Linked DNA regions of Mus musculus: regions 1 and 2 are each linked to region 3. Evidence: chromatin loops called from intact Hi-C (ENCODE). Cell type or tissue: left cerebral cortex. All regions are shown on one strand.

Region 1 (2,500 bases), 190 kb after region 3:
AGATTTTTTTTCTTCTTTGAGACAGGGTTTCTCTGTAGCCCTGGCTATCCTGGAACTCACTCTGTAGACCAGGCTGGCCTTGAACTCAGAAATCCGCCTGCCTCTGCCTTCGAAGTGCTGGGACTAAAGGCGTGCGCCACCACGCCCAGCTTGATTTTTTTTTTTAATCATTCTTTTTGGCAGTATCTGGATAACATCGATATCTTTCTTTAGGCTGCTTCTAATCAGGGACCAGAAGACCCCCTCCCATGGATGCTTAGGACCATGCTTATTTCTCTTAAGCAGGGTTAGGCATGTTTGTAGCACAAGCTTGATAAGAATTCAGGAACATTAAAGAAACAACAGCTGACATTCTTTCCAGGGAATGAAGCTATAGAAGTGTATTTCTAACCTTCTCATCTCACCAAGAAGTGCTTCCTTTAGCCCTCTGTCCTTTCTGTTTACTTCCTTGAGTGGGGCGTGCAGGGGCGGGGGGATGGGATGAGAATTCTTCTTTTATCCTTAAAATGTAATTGTATTTGGAGAAGTTTTGAGATTATTCTGAGTCAGCCTTCTTAGGTACCTAGAATATCCTTTTAATATTTATATTCAAGTGTGTTTTGATTTTTGTAATATTATCTTGAACTATACTTTTAAATATTATGTCTCCAACGTACCCCCTCTTGGTACACCCTGGTTATGCATATGTTGGACCGTTTGCCTATATTTCAGTTTTAACCTTTTGTGCTTTTGTTTTTTTATAGATCTCATTTTAGGATAGGCCTTTAATTCCAGCTCTTGGAGGCAGAGGCAGGCAGATGTCTGTGAGTTCGAGGCTAGCCTCTACATAGTGAGTTCCAGACCAGCCAGGACTATATAGTCAGACCCTGACTTGAAAAAAAAAAATCTCATTTTACTGTTACATTTTCTCTACTATTTTTATTAAATTTTATTCAAATCTATTCTTTCATAGACATCAAGAAATTCAGCCTTTATTTCTAACACCGGTTTGTCCTTCTCTTTCATTTTTTTTCTGAGTTCAGACACTTCTCTTTCAGTCCCTTTCTGCTTTATGCCCATTTCTGTTCTTAGTTAATTTTCTGACTGGAGATATTTTTCTTCCTATCCTCAAACGATTATTTATTGTGGTTTTTTTCCCCTCCCCTCATTTGTGGATTTCCAAAACGATAGTGTGCCTAAGCTGCAAGGTTTTGTTCATAGAACCTTGTTTTTGAGCGGACTCTGCGGTTGTCTATGGAGTCACGGCCCGCCGCGGTAGCTAACGAGATTCCCGGGTTCAGAGCGCCCTCTTCCGTCAAGGGGTGAAGTGCAGTTGCTGTAAAGAAGCATTTCTTTTCTGTTTTGTACTTGGTTGAGCATGAAATCTTCTGTTCTAGTTTAGGGTTTTCTGCTCCGTGGGATCTTGCACTAAGTTTCTTCCTGTCGACACTTACACTCCCAGGACACTCCCAAGTGTATGCGCTTCTTTCTTCTTTGCCTTTTCTTTGCCAGGAACAGTGACTTCCGCAGCTGCTCCCCAACGCCTTGATATGTCCTACCTATCTTTTCTCTGTAGCCAAGGCTGTGGTCACTCTGGTCTGTCCCCATGTTTTCACACTGAAAATGGCATTTCTCTCTCTCTCTCTCCCTCTCTCTCTCTCTCTCTCTCTCTCTGAAGGTCTCTAGCTCCCTGCCTGCTACACAGCTCTCTGCACAAACACTCATAGGAAGTTGAGAGAAAGTGGCTGGAATTTGATACTTTGTTTGTTTGTTCGTTTGTTTGTTTGTTTAATGGTGATTTTAAGATTGCTGTGTTCTCTCTGCTCTCCAGTTAGGATGATAGCTCTGTGTGTCTGTGTGTTCTGTGTGTGTGTGTGTGTGTGTGTGTGTGTGTGTGTGTGTGTGTGGTGTATGCACCTGTGTGTGGCAGGAAGCGTGTTTAGCCCGTGTACAGACCAGGTTGGTGTGGACGTCTTGATCACTGCTCTTCACCTTGTATTTTGAGACAGCGCACTGTTTTGGGTACCTGGGGCGGTCCAAAAGGATGAGAGCCAGTGTCAGTGAGCAGCCCGCCTTCAGAATCCACCTCCCAGTCCTGGCATTACAGATAAAAGCTACTGTTCCTGGCTTTTACCCAGGTTCTGGGGACGTGACCTCAGGGTGATGCTGGCCCAGTACACACTTCACTCATTGAGCCGTGTTCCCAGCCCAGCAACATTGTTCTCATGTTATTTTATTTGCTCCTCCATTTGACCTGAAGAATATTTTGGAGAATATGTAGAGAGATTCAGATTCGAGGGACCATGGTTTTCCTTGGATGGAGCAGAACTCTGATATCTGTGTTCTAAGTGCTGAGTTTCCGTCTCTGGGTCCTACTGGTTCAAATCTTTCCACCTGGACCCATCCCCCTTCTCTTCTGTACTTCATACATTACTTCCTTTTCTGTAAATTTTCTTCTTTTGGGATTCCCGTGGTTGATTTCAGGTGGTTTGGCAGCGTTCCCCTGGAACCAGTCTGTCTA
Region 2 (2,500 bases), 450 kb after region 3:
TTGGGGCTGGCTTACAGGTTCAGAGATTCAGTCTGTTATCATCATGGCAGGAAGCATGGCAGCATGCAGGCAGACATGGTGCTGGAGGAGCCATAGTTCTACATCTTGATCCGAAAGCAGCAGCAAGAAGCTGTCTTCTGCAGGCATCCAGTAGGAGGGTCTCTTCTACACTGGGCAGAGCATTTCTAGTTATTTCACTGAGGTTAATCTTGGAGATATAAATATTTCACTGATTTTGTTCTTAGCTTTAGCACTGCTGGCATAGTGTAAAAATAACTTATTCGTGCCAGCCTTGTTGTCACTGGGTACACATAAACCAGTGTGATGAGGAAAATGTATGTTTTACATCCTTAAAAGCTATTAGTGTGTATTGGCTATTTATATATTTTCTTTTGTAAAGTGATTTTATTTTCTACTGGCATCTAAAAATATGTAAACACACCAATAATTCCAAATGCATTTAACTTTATTCTGATTAGTTCTGCTGATGTTTTCCTTTATTGATTCTAGCACTGAATTTGTGCTTAGAAAAATGTTCTTTTTTTTTTTTATGGTTTCTTTTGTTTTTAATTACAAAATGTTCTTTTATTATATAACTTTTCCATTGTTTAAGGATTTGTTTGTTTTGAGACAGGGTCTCTCTATGTAGCCATTACTGATCTAGAACTCACTTTGTAGAGCAGGCTGACTTTAAACTCACAGAAATCTACCTGACTCCTGGGTATTGGGATTTTTAAGTGTGTGCCATGGCACCCTACTAATTTTTAAATATATTATGTAATTGTATTTCAGGTTTTTTTATGTTTAGGACTAGGGACATTTTTTAATGTTTAAGCACTTTGGTATTTGTTCCAGTATCATTTAGCTAAGAGTCCTTCCCACTATTAGAGATGATGCTTCTATTAAATGCTAAGTTCTGACCCACTCCAGTTGAATTCTGGGTTGTCTACGGTTTTGTCTATTGTGTTAATGTCACCTAATCAGCTCTTATATACCTGTGACATATGCCATCTGTCTCTTGGTTTTTCCCCTGACTTCTTCGTGTATTTGTCGAGATTTAGTTTGTAGTCATTTTCCCCAAAAGTTCTAAATAACAACTGTTCGGAAATCAGTGTTAGATCCTTGAAAAATGTTCTGGTTAGTTTTCCTGGCTAGGGGACGAGGAATGTCTTGCCTTTTATTTAATATTTAATATGGGTTGTTGTTGTTGTTTAAGATACTCACCGGTTTCCACTAAGAAATGATTACTGTTGTATACACACATGTTAAGGAACTCACCCTGTTTTTGTCTGCTTAACTTGGGTTTCTTAGGTGGGCAGGAGTGACTCTAGTAAAGTTTCCTGTTACCAAGCCTCTTTTTTCTGCTTCTTTCATAACTAGCCACCTTGCATTTCCTGCTTATCATTTGTCTACAATAGAGTAATACACTGTGAGCACACATGCTTGCTGTAGAGTAAGAACTCCATGTGATACACTACCACTGTACTTGTGTAAGGAAGCCACCATTCCCATGAAAACAGCCTTTGTCTAACAGCATTGGTTGTGGAGATTTGCTGACCTCTAGTGGCTGCATCAAAAATGGTGGTTTAATTGAAGGGACTGAAAGGGTATAGGGATGCCAAGTGACATAAAATGTCCCCTTGCAGCACATATATCTAAATGTGGCTTTATTTGGGGTGACAAGCTCAGAGCTTGTGAGTAACAAGGAAATGGAATATAAACCAATGCCGTTTCACTCTTTTTTAATATTTAAATATTTTTATTACGTATTTTCCTCAATTATATTTCCAATGCTACCCCAAAAGTCCCCCATACCCTCCCCCCCCCACTCCCCTACCCACCCATTCCCACTTTTTGGCCCCAGGGGGAAAATTCCTGAATAGAACAGCAATGGCTTGTGCTGTAAGATCAAGAATTGACAAATGGGACCTCATGAAACTGCAAAGCTTCTGTAAGGCAAAAGACACCGTCAATAAGACAAAAAGGCCACCAACAGATTGGGAAAGGATCTTTACCTATCCTAAATCAGATAGGGGACTAATATCCAATATATATAAAGAACTCAAGAAGGTGGACTCCAGAAAATCAAATAACCCCATTAAAAAATGGGGCTCAGAGCTAAACAAAGAATTCTCACCTGAGGAATACCGAATGGCTGAGAAGCACCTGAAAAAATGCTCAGCATCCTTAATCATCAGAGAAATGCAAATCAAAACAACCCTGAGATTCCATCTCACACCAGTCAGAATGGCTAAGATCAAAAATTCAGGTGACAGCAGATGCTGGCGAGGATGTGGAGAAAGAGGAACACTCCTCCATTGTTGGTGGGATTGCAGGCTTGTACAACCACTCTGGAAATCATTCTGGCCGTTCCTCAAAAAATTGGACATAGTACTCCCGGAGGATCCCGCAATACCTCTTCTGGGTATATATCCAGAAGACGTTCCAACTGGTAAGAAGGACACATGCTCCACTATGTTCAGAGCAGCCTTATTTATAA
Region 3 (2,500 bases):
AGGGAAATTTATTATAAAATATACCTCAAATACAGCAATAGAACACTCCATCGGCTGCTTCTCTCTCCCTTCCTCTTCTCTCTCCCTTCCTCTTCTCTCCTCTCCCTTCTTCTCCTGAGTGAGTGCTGGGATTAAAGTCATGTGCTATCACCACCTGGTCCGCTGCTTTTCTCTGACATTTTATTATTACTTTATTTTTCTGTGACCTAGGATGGCCTGAAACATACTATGTAGCTCAAGGTAGCCTTAAACTCAGGTAGGAATTATAGGCACAGTTATGTGCCTATATACCAAGTTGCTATTTTAAAATCCCATGTGGCAATGTAGGGTGGAAATGTTTCTAAACTTAATGTTTAGATTTAACATACAAAATGTTTTTTGACATCTTCTTGAAAAGGGGAACTGAAATTTCTTTAAAAATGACCTTCCTGAATTGCAAGCTGGTTATACTTTTTTTTTTTTTTTTTTTTAAAGAAGTGTCTACTTATTTTAAAGTAGGTAATCAGGAAAGAGATTGAAGTTGTTACTTCCTTTGAAATGGTGTGGGCAGACTTTGAAGACATGGCTTAAATGGCTCAAATTTCAATGATCTGTGAATTGAAAAAGCATTCCGTTCGTTCAGAAGTAGATGTGCTTTGAAAGAGGGGGAACGTGTGTTCTCACTAGTTATACACATTATATGTACTAAATAGCTGTTTTACGTTTTACGTGTAACTTGGTTTTGCTCATACTAGAGGAAAGGGTTTTGGTGCAAACAAAACATTTTCTGGCTGTGAAATTTCGGAGATCTCTCGCGTACCTGGGAAAACATTAATCCTTTCCAATCAGGCTCCCCCAGCCCCGCCCCGCGGAAGGATGAATAAATAAACTTATAAAATACTGGCATTGTAATGGCCATTAAATAGCTATGCAATGAAAGTTTCTTTTAGTATTTGATTGTTGGGTAGAAAAGCACTCAGATTAAAACCGTGTGAAAGTGAAGATGGACTTCAGTCCTGGGCAGTCTCATCTACTTCATTTCTTTCCCAACCACACCTATCCGTCCAGTGCAGGTCTCGGAGGTCAGGGTCTGGCGGACAGGCTACCGTCGCTGCTCTCAGGTCCGGAAAGACCACTGTCCACCCCTGCCCCGTGGACGTCGCGCGGGTCCCCTGCCGTGCTGCCAGCAGTGTCGCCCGCCAGTAGTAACTCTGCTCTGCTTCAAAAGTTCCCTGGGGTCCCCAGGCTTTTCTAGCCAGCACCGTTCAGGGCCCTAAGCCTGAGTCCCGGGAGCCGGAAGGCCCGCGGGCTTGTAGGAGGGCGAGTCGCGAAGCGGGAAGCACAAGGCGCGCGTTCCCGCGAACGCAGGCGCGACGCTGGGCGGGGGGCGCGCACGCGCGCGGAGGCATGGGCGGGGGTGGTGGTGTCGGGGCGGGGCAAAGAGGCGAAGGCGGGAAGAGGGCGCCCTGGAGTCCAGCCGAGCCCCGGGAGGGCGTCGACGCCGAGGGGGCGGGGCCAGGCGAGGCGGGAACGCGCTCGCGGGCCGGGAGGGCGGGGGCGCGGCGCTGGCGAGAGCGTGCCCGGTCCCCGCCCCTGTTTCCCACTCTTCCTTCCACCTCTGACCGGCCGGAGCTGCGGAGCGGCTCCGCTCGCTGGTTTCCCGGAGCCGCCGCCCGCTTTCTCCGCCCGCGGTGAGCCCGTCAATCCCCGCACAACGCGCTCCTCCATCTGGGCCATGGATGGGTAAGTGCCGGGTGGCCGTTCCGGGGCTGCGCTGGCCTCGTTTCCTCTCGGCGACGCGTCCCGCCGAGGCCGGGGAGCAGGGCGCGACGCCGGCTAGCGGAGGAGCGGCCCGGGGCTAAGCCCGACGGCAGGGACCTTGGGAGCGCGGGGGTCTGTCCGCCGCGGTCTCCGCTTCCTGCGCGCGGCGCCCCCGTCACGTCCGCCCCTCGCAGCCTCGGGGCGCCTTCGGGAAGCAGAGACGAGCCAGGGCCGGGGTGCCGGGCCGGACTCCCCACACTTCCTCTCAGAAAATGGTGCGCGGCGCTGGCGGGGGCGGAGGCTGAGGCGGCCGCGGCGCTCGGGGAGTTGCTGTTTACCGGTGGGGTGGGGCGCGCGGCGGAGCTTTCCCCCGGCGGCGGGCCCGGGCGAGCGGCGACAGCCGTCTGGGCGGCGACCGGGTCTCGAACTGCGGGCCCGTGCGGGTCTCGGAACCGGCGGGGTCTCCCGATTTGGGCTGTGAGATACGTTAACCACTTCTAAATACCGAGCGTCTGCACTTTATCACCAGGGACGCTTCCTCTTCGTTCCCCACCCCCAAGAAACTTCGTGAATTCGCCTCGGGCGATGTCAGATATTGTGTAAGTGTAGATTTCCGGGCGCTTTCAACTGCTCGGTTTAAATGGGGTCTGTGACTAAAAGGGGGAAAAAAAAAAGAAAAAAGAAAAAAAAAAAAAGATTTACAGTCACCTTTTCCGAGCTCGTAATTTCTCTGGGAACTCTGGAACATGGGGCAGGACCT

What was found. A loop is a pair of places that touch in the nucleus more often than their neighbours do. Peaks named below come from ENCODE experiments on the same cell type or tissue, not always from the same donor. Only the 100,000 strongest peaks of a DNase experiment are listed, where the experiment ranks them.
Region 1: a loop joins it to region 3, with 4 times the contacts of the local background. A loop is called at or near these places in 29 of 42 quality-filtered maps.
Region 2: it touches region 3 in a loop (5-fold over the local background); 21 of 42 quality-filtered maps call a loop at or near these places.

What each region holds. Positions count from the first base shown.
Region 1 is chr4:59,359,690-59,362,189 of GRCm38, reverse strand. All of the region lies in intron 10 of Susd1 (sushi domain containing 1), which reads left to right. Among named protein-coding and RNA genes, the nearest start is that of Susd1, 78 kb to the left of the region's middle. In left cerebral cortex, a CTCF peak has its summit at 1,291 (motif pointing left); a DNase peak (open chromatin) is centred at 1,276.
Region 2 is chr4:59,095,617-59,098,116 of GRCm38, reverse strand. The region is part of intron 5 of Shoc1 (shortage in chiasmata 1); the gene reads left to right. Among named protein-coding and RNA genes, the nearest start is that of Gm35527, 21 kb to the left of the region's middle. In left cerebral cortex, a CTCF peak has its summit at 1,560 (motif pointing left); a DNase peak (open chromatin) is centred at 1,553.
Region 3 is chr4:59,548,370-59,550,869 of GRCm38, reverse strand. Ptbp3 (polypyrimidine tract binding protein 3) reads left to right here and starts at 1,506. Exons shown (of 14, transcript NM_178164.3): 1 at 1,506-1,722. In left cerebral cortex, no CTCF peak of the experiment used is centred here; DNase peaks (open chromatin) are centred at 859, 1,466 and 2,015; H3K4me3 peaks cover 1,813 bases; H3K27ac peaks cover 1,239 bases.